Linked DNA regions of Homo sapiens: region 2 is linked to region 1. Evidence: read pairs that join two places in POLR2A ChIA-PET (ENCODE). Cell type or tissue: IMR-90. All regions are shown on one strand. Each heading gives the region's core, and the rest is flanking DNA. Links, peaks and the distances in the headings are about the cores only.

Region 1 (4,398 bases), core at 233-4,232:
TAAGTAAGCGCCTTGGAAGAGATCTTGATGCATGGGAATTTATAGCCACGCTAGAGCAGTTGGGATGGGCAGGGATTTTCTGGTATCTTCTGGAAGATAGATACAGGTTAATGTTTTGTTGTCATTTTTGTAAAGAGACGCAGGACCAGGTAAAGGTTCTTTGTCGGGTGCTGTCATTGTTGCCATCCTGTGCTGCTTTTCAGTTATCTACCCCACCTCCCACACACAGATTTACACTTTATGTTACACACAGTTCCCAGCACCATCTTCAGTAACTACCTTCCAGTCATTTAAAAAACAGCTTTATTGAGATGTAATTCACATACCATATAACTCACTATTTAAAATACCCAATTCAGTAGTTTTTTAGTATATTCACAGAGTTGTGCACCCATCACCACAATCAAATTTAGGACATTTTCATGACCTTGTTCCCTTTTTTTTTTGAGACAGGTTCTGGCTCTGTTGCCTAGGCTGGAGTGCAGTGGCTCGATGTTGGCTCACTGCACCTCCGCCTCCGACACTCAAGCAATCCTCCCACCTCAGTCTCCCGAGTAGCTGGGACTACAGGCGCACTGCCCCATGCCTGGCTAATTTTTTGTAGAGATGGGGTTTCACCACATTGCCCAGGCTGGTGTTGAACTCCTGAGCTCAAGCCATCCACCTGCCTCAGCCACCCAAAGTGCTGGGATTACAGGCGTGAGCCACTGTGCCTGGCCCCATTCCTATCAGTCACTTTTCATTCCCACCCCCACCTTACCAGACCTTCATCCCTAGGCAACCACTGTCTCCATTAATTTGCCTATTCTGGATATTTCATATAAACGGAATCAGGTAACACTGTATTTGGCCTTTTGTAACTGGCTTCTTTTTGTTGCCCAGCCTGGAGTGCAGTGGTATGATCATGGCTGACTGCAGCCTCAGCCTCCTGCCTTAGCCTCCTGAATAGCTGGAGCTATGGGTGTGTGCCACCATGCCCAGCTAATTTTTCCATTTTTTTGTAGAGACAGGGTCTAACTCTATTGCCTAGGCTAGTTTCGAACTCCTGGGCTCAAGCAGTCCTCCCGCTTCAGCTTCCCAAAGTGCTGGGATTACAGGCGTGAGCCACCACGCCTGGCCAGCATAATGTTTTCAGGGTTAATCTATGTCACAGCATGTATCGCTACCTTATTCCTTTTTGTGGCTGAATAATATTCCACTGGATGGATGTAGCACATTTTATCTATTCTTCAGTTGATGGACATTTGGGTTGTTTCTACTTCTTAGCTATTATGAATATTCGCCTGTTCTAGTCACTTTGAGAGAGATCAGTGCCATAGAAGAGAAGTAGGGGAGTGGGGCTACTATTCTTTCTCTTGCTGCCTTTTCACTCCTCTGCTCCTACAAGTGGGAAACCTCCAACCATAGTTTCTTCAGGCTTCTGGAGAAAGCTTGGAACCCCTCCTGCTTCTGGCTCACTCTGTTCCATGCTGATAGGCACAGGAATGTGAAAATGAGTAGCGCTACTGCTGTACCTTTCTTACTCTACCATTAACTTGTTAATGCCTAGTTCATTCCCCAATGTAATTTTCATAGCAACTTTTATAGTTTTTATACTAGATACATGATTTGCTTAGTTTTATCACCTCATCAAAAAAGCTTCCTTTATCAGGCTGGGCCCGGTGGCTCACGCCTATAATCCCAGTACCTTGGGAGGCCAAGGTGGGCGGATCACTTGAGGTCAGGAGTTGGAGACCAGCCTGGCCAACATGTTGAAACCCTGTCTCTACTAAAAACATAAAAAAATTTGCTGGGTGTGATGGCGGGTGCTGGTAGTCCCAGCTGCTTGGGAGGCTGAAGCATGAGAATCACTTGAACCCAGGAGGTGGAGGTTGCAGTGAGTGCAGATTTCGCCACTGCACTCCAGCCTGGGCGACAAAGAGAGACTCTGTCTTAAAAAAAAACAAGCCACCACCAAAAAAAGCTACCTTTATCAATCAAGTACAGTCATGTGTCACTTAATGATGGGGATATGTTCTGAGAAATGTGTCATTTGGCAGTTTCGTTGTTGAGTGAACATTACAGAGTATACTTACACAAACCCTAGATGGTATAGCCTACTACATACCTAGGCTACATGGTGTAGCCGGTTGCGCCTGGGCTACAAACCTGCACAGCAGGTTACTGTACTGAATACTGTACATAATCCTAAGACAATGGTATTTGTATATTTAAACATAGAAAAAGTATGGTTAAAATATCATATAAAATATATTTTAAAAAGGCACACCTGTATAAGGCACTTACCATGAATGGAGTTTCCAGGACTGGAAGTTGTTCTGGGTGAGTCAGTGAGTGAGTGGTGAGTGAGTGTGAGTGCCAGAAACATTACTGTACACTTTACAAACACTGTACACTTGGCCATACTAAATTTATTTTAAAAACATACATTCAATAATAGATTAACCTAACTTACTGTAACTTTCTTACATTTTATAAACTTTTTTTTTTAACTTCTTGACTCTTGTAGTAACACTTAGCTTAAAACACAAACACAGTACAGCTATACAAAAATATCTTTCTTTTATCTTTTTTCCGAGATGGAGTCTCCCTCTGTCACCCAGGCTGGAATGCAGTGGCACGATCTTAGCTCACTGCAACCTCTGCCTCCTGGGTTCAAGTGATTCTCCTGCCTCAGCCTCCTGAGTAGTTGGGATTACAGGCTCCTGCCACCACGCCTGGCTAATTTTTGTATTTTTAGTAGAGATGGGGTTTCGCCATGTTGGCCAGGCTGGTCTTGAACTAATGACCTCAAGTGATCAGCCCTCCTTGGCCTCCCAAAGTGCTGGCATTACAGGCATGAGCTACTGTGCCTGACCCAAAAGTATTTTCTTTTTATCTTCTATAAGCTTTAAATGTTGTTTTTAACTTTTTAAACTTTTTTGTTAAAAACAAAGACACAAACACACACATTAGCCTAGCGCATAGAACTACATAGGGTCAGGATCATCAAGATGTCACTAAGTGACAGGAATATTTTAGCTCCATTATAATCTTACGGGACTACTGTCATACATGCCCTTCGCTGTTGACCAAAATGTTATTATGTGACGTATGACTGTACTTATTCTATGCCAGGTACTTTTTAAGCACTTTATATGAATTATTTAATACTCTGAGCAACTATTATCACCCTCATATTTTAGAGGAGGAAATTGAGATCCAAAGAGGTCAAGCAGGCCAAGTGCAGTGGCTCACGCCTATAATCCTAGCACTTTGGGAGGGCAAGGTGGGCGGATCACCTGAGGTCAGGAGTTCAAGACCAGCCTGGCCAACATGGTGAAATCTTGTCTCTAGCAAAATACAAAAATTAGCCTGGCGTGATGGCGGGTGCTGGTAGTCCCAGTTACTCGGGAGGCTGAGCTGGGAGAATCGCTTGAACCTGGGAGACGGTGGTTGCAGTGAGCCGAGATCGTGCCACTGCACTCCAGCCTGAGCGGCTGAGCAAGACTCCATCTCAAAAAAAAAAAAAAAAAAAAAAGGTTAAGCAGGCAGGGTGCAGTGGCTTTGGGAAGCCAAGGTGGGAGGATTGCTTGAGACCAAGAATTTGAAACCAGCCTGGGCAACATAGTGAGAACCCTGTCTCTACCAAAAAGTAAAAATAAAAAAAATTAGCTGGGTATGGTGGCATGTGCCTGTAGTCCTAGCAACTGGGGAGGCTGAGGCAGGAGGATTGCTTGAGCCCAGGAGGTGAAGGCTGCAGTGAACTATGATCGTGCCATTGCACTCCAGCTTGGGTGACACAGTGAAACCCTGCCTCTTAAAAAAACCAAAAGGGTTAAGGAGTTTGCTTGAGGTAACATAGCTAGTGTGTGTAATGGGGTTCTAACCCAAGTAGTATGACTGTAGAGCTCTGATTGTTAAAATGGCACAGAGTAGGGGGAGACCACACTGTTTTTTTTTGAGACAGAGTTTCATTCTTCTTGCCCAGGCTGGAGTGCAATGGCACGATCTCAGCTCACCGCAACCTCCGCCTCCTGGGTTCAAGCAATTCTCCTGCCTCAGCCTCCAGAGTAGCTGGGATTACAGGCATGCGCCATCATGCCCAGCTAATTTTGTATTTTTAGTAGAGATGGGGTTTCTCCATGTTGGTCAGGCTGGTCTCAAACTCCCGACCTTAGGTGATCTGCCCACATTGGCCTCCCAAAGTGCTGGGATTACAGGTGTGAGCCACTGTGCCCGGCCACTTTCTGCTTATTTTTAACAAATTGCTTTTCCTCTAAGCTGCCTACCTGCCCTTTGAATGAGAAGAGCCCCATTTATGGGCAGCTCAGTCTGTGCAAGGGAGACTTCTGCCCCTGGGTTTGGGGTCAGTGTCTCTCCCAAGTGGTCCTCTGGTGTTTAATGGCTGCAGTAAGG
Region 2 (4,398 bases), core at 69-4,068, 61 kb before region 1:
TGTTTTATCCAAGAGATGAAAATAGTATTTTCAAAGCTAAGCTTTTTGAAAATGAAAAACTGTGAGGTAATTGTGGCTTAGGTTATTGCAACAATGATTGTCTTATAACTTAAAGTAGATTTCACTTATATTTTTCAAATATGAAGGATGCTTGAAAGGACCCTTGTGTGAGAGCTTCATTATGTCTCTCTGGTCTTATCAGAGAGATTCTGTGGGACACTCATTTTTGCTGATGAGGTTAATAGCTTAACCAGAATGCCTTATTTACAAGGAAAACAATTGGATAATTCTAGTTGTTTAGATTTGATGATAACTTTCACATAACTAGGATGCAGAAATGATGAGTTTCCGATTCTCTATTTTCAAACTACAATATGAAGGAGATGAGATTAGTTCAGAATATCAGTTGACAGCATTTTTCTACCTTCTGATTACTCAGATTATTCTAAATGGAAAAAGTCTACTTCTTTTTCCCTTTTAAATCTGAAAAATAGACTTATGAAAACTTGTAAAAATGAAGCCCCTGTCAAGGGAGAGGAGTTAGCAAGAGAATTTTATCTTTACAGAATTTCTCTTTGCCACTTGTTTCAGGTTAATGGTAAGAGTTACCCGCAGGCTAAGTTGCTATTGGGACAGATGGGGGCATTGCATCCAGCCAATAGGCTAGCTGCTTATATCACAGGCAGGTTGCGACCCTCAGTCCTGGACCTCTCAACCCTCAGTACTGTCATCTCCAAGGTAGCATCCAATGCCAAGGTGGCTGCATCCAGGAAACCACGTACCCTGTTGCCTTCAACATCCAATTCCAAAATGGCATCCTCCTCTGGCACTGCAACAAATCGCCCTGGGAAGAATCTGAAGGCGTTTGTCCCAGCAAAACGGCCAATTGGTAAGTTGGGGTGTATGTATGGTTTGGAAAGGCCTATGACTTGGTGGTGGGACAGTGGGTACAGGTATGGAGGTTGTAAAAATTAGAGAAATATGTACTTTGGCATTATTCTTATTCTTGTTGTCTGTCTTGCCTGGACTTTTTTGATTGTTTGGGGTTAACGTCTGATAACCTGCAATATTAGATGAATTGAGTTGTTTTATAGTTAATTTCTTGGTTTTATATATATTTTTTATTTTTTAATAACACTGACTTGAAGGCAAGTTTTATAGTTATTTTTAAGGTTTTCAGACTGGTTGTTATTAATGTAGAAAAGACTTAAGGATTTTAATTTTGTTTCTAAAAAGGGAAGACATTTAAAAATAGTTTACTATTATACTAAATTATTTACTAAAATATTTTACTAAATTAAAAATAGTTTACTATTTTCCTGTGAGGACTGGTGTTTCTGGCCTCTTGTTGAACTCTTGCTGGTGCTATGTAAATGCTTCTGTTGATACTTCTTAAACTTATGAAACCAAGGAGCTAGCAAAAGCTAGTGGTGTAAGTAGTATAGGCTTAAAGTGGAAAGCTCCTATAAATACAATTTTGAAAGTGTTGATTTATTCCATTCATCTCTGTTCTATGAATGAAAATCTCTCTTTTCCTTAACATTTAAATGCTGAAGTCTGTAATAAATTACCTTCTTGAAACATTTGTGTTTTAGCATTGAGAGTATCTATAGTTGGTTTATTGAATTCCTCTTTTTGTTGTTTCAAATCTGTTAGGAATGTTAGGTAAGAGTGTCAGTTGAAATCTCTGGCTGAATGGTTAGAGTTGTGTGAAGATAGAAGATATTTATTGTTTGCCTTAAAACCTATTTTGGCCGGGCGCGGTGGCTCACTCCTGTAATTCCAGCACTTTGGGAGGCCGAGGCGGGTGGATCACGAGGTCAAGAGATAGAGACCATCCTGGCCAACATGGTGAAACCCCATCTCTACTAAAAATACAAAAATTAGCCGGGAGTGGTGGCATGCGCCTGTAGTCCCAGCTACTGGGGAGGCTGAGGCAGGAGAATCACTTGAACCCGGGAGGCAGAGGTTGCAGTAATCCGAAATCGTGCCACTGCACTCCAGCCTGGTGACAGAGTGAGACTCCATCTCCAAAAAAAAAAAAAAAAAAAAAAGAATCTATTTTACCTTTTATTAAGGCAGCTTCAGTTGTGATTAAGGGGAGTAAAAAAAGCAATCCTATCCTGATCTGTTTGGAGAAATGTCTTTATATATTTTAGGAATATGTAATACGTAAGCATCTCATAATAGCACAGCTGTAAAGAGGTGAGAGTGCTCAGACAGGAGGAAATGGTAGAAACAAGTTTTTACATTAGAAATTGGGGGAAACAAACCCTCTCATTTTCTTTTATCTGTATTAGGTGATGAAGTTTTTGCTACTGTATTGTCTTTTTAGTATCCTGACAGTTTGAATATATTGCACAGTCAAAAGAATTTTAGTAGGAACACTCTATTTAATTTTTTAATTTTTCTTTCAAGACAGAGTCTTGCTCTGTCTCCCAGGCTGGAGTGCAGTGGCACTATCTCATTTCACTGCAGCATCCACCTCCTGGGTTCAAACCATTCTCCTGCCTCAGCCTCCTGAGTAGCTGGGATTACAGGCACGTGCCACCATGCCCTGGTAATTTTTGTATTTTTAGTAGAGACGGGGTTTCACCGTGTTGGCCAGGCTGGTCTTGAACTCCTGACCTCGTGATCTGCCCACCTCGGCCTCCCAAAGTGCTGGGATTACAGGTGTGAGTCACTGTGTCTGGCCTGGAACACTCAATTTTAATCCCTTTCTTGTTAGAACTGAGGTTTGTTTTTGGTCAAGGCAAGCGTTTGATTTCTGAGAGTAGAAATAAGCTCAGATGCTGGGTGTGGTGGCTCACACCTGTAATCCTAGCACTTTGGGAGGCCCGAGGCAGGCAGATCACCTGATGTCGGGAGTTCAAGACCAGCCTGACCAACATGGAGAAACCTTGTCTCTACTAAAAATACAAAAATTAGCTGGGTTTGGTGGTATGTGCCTGTAATCCCAGCTACTCGGGAAGGCTGAGGCAGGAGAATTGCTTGAACCTGGGAGACAGAGGTTGCAGTGAGCCGAGATCGCGCCATTGCACTCTAGCCTGGGCAACAAGAAAGAAACTCCATCTTAAAAAAGAAAAAAAAGAAATTGGCACAAATAATACAGGTAGGTAGTACCTGTAAGAAATTGACCCAGTAGTGCACAGTAAATGTCGGTAAGCACAGTCACTAAGAGGATAAAATATGAGAACTGAAGATTTTTGACCTGCAAATTTCTGTTTGCAGCGGCTCGACCCTCTCCTGGTGGTGTGTTCACACAGTTTGTGATGAGTAAAGTTGGAGCCTTGCAGCAGAAGATACCTGGAGTTAGCACACCCCAAACCCTGGCAGGGACACAGAAGTTCAGTATCAGACCTTCTCCAGTAATGGTCGTCACACCTGTGGTTTCTTCTGAGCCAGTTCAGGTGTGCAGCCCTGTGACTGCTGCTGTCACTACTACCACCCCTCAAGTGTTTTTAGAAAATACTACTGCTGTGACACCTATGACTGCTATTTCTGACGTGGAAACTAAAGAAACTACTTATTCTTCTGGTGCCACCACTACAGGGGTTGTTGAGGTCTCTGAAACTAATACCAGCACCTCTGTAACATCTACCCAGTCTACAGCCACTGTGAACCTTACCAAAACCACTGGGATAACTACCCCTGTGGCTTCAGTTGCTTTTCCTAAGTCTTTGGTAGCATCTCCTTCAACCATAACTCTTCCTGTTGCTTCCACTGCTTCCACCTCCTTAGTCGTGGTGACTGCAGCTGCATCTTCCTCCATGGTGACCACACCAACTTCATCTCTGGGCTCTGTTCCTATTATACTCTCAGGAATTAATGGGAGTCCACCAGTGAGCCAGAGACCAGGTAAGGCCTAGATGTTACTAGCTGCTTTATTTTACTGTACACCTATTTATATAACTTTGTGGTTGTGTTAGGATTATAGATATATCAGGATAACAGTATAGGTATTTCTGTTGTAACATGATACATGTATTCCTGAAAACCTCTGCATGCTGCAAAACTGAACACTAAAATTAATAGAGCTCATGGTTAATACGGGATTGCGATAAATCACTGAAAATATATGCAGTTTTATAAGCAGAACATTAATAACAATAACTGATAACCTTGAGAGATAACTTGAACAATCTTGACTGATAGTTTAGTGGAGCTGGAGATTGCGACTCAAAATACTAAAAAACATTACAATGGAAGTGGTGGCTGAAGGATACTGAAGTAATGCAGGTAAGACTGGAGCTCTGAGCCACTAACATGGGCATGGGAGGAAACATGACCTGTGTGCTGAGAGCTAGGGGTGCACATCTTTGAGGAGGGAGCCTCAAATGCAGATGTTCCTTTTGTGGGGTGTGGGGGGTGCTGCTTTTTAATTAGAGACAGATGAGC

The links. ChIA-PET counts read pairs that join two places held together with the same protein. Peaks named below come from ENCODE experiments on the same cell type or tissue, not always from the same donor. Only the 100,000 strongest peaks of a DNase experiment are listed, where the experiment ranks them.
Region 2: POLR2A ChIA-PET joins it to region 1 with 6 read pairs; 2 of 35 experiments call an interaction of 5 or more read pairs at or near these places.

The regions. Positions count from the first base shown.
Region 1 is chr15:41,799,916-41,804,313 of GRCh38, forward strand. The region is part of intron 3 of MAPKBP1 (mitogen-activated protein kinase binding protein 1); the gene reads left to right. Among named protein-coding and RNA genes, the nearest start is that of JMJD7, 26 kb to the right of the region's middle. In IMR-90, for the core only: no CTCF peak of the experiment used is centred there; a DNase peak (open chromatin) is centred at 2,356.
Region 2 is chr15:41,739,315-41,743,712 of GRCh38, forward strand. It overlaps MGA (MAX dimerization protein MGA), which reads left to right. Exons shown (of 24, transcript NM_001400225.1): 14 at 592-889; 15 at 3,232-3,858. Among named protein-coding and RNA genes, the nearest start is that of MAPKBP1, 33 kb to the right of the region's middle. In IMR-90, for the core only: no CTCF peak of the experiment used is centred there; no DNase peak of the experiment used is centred there.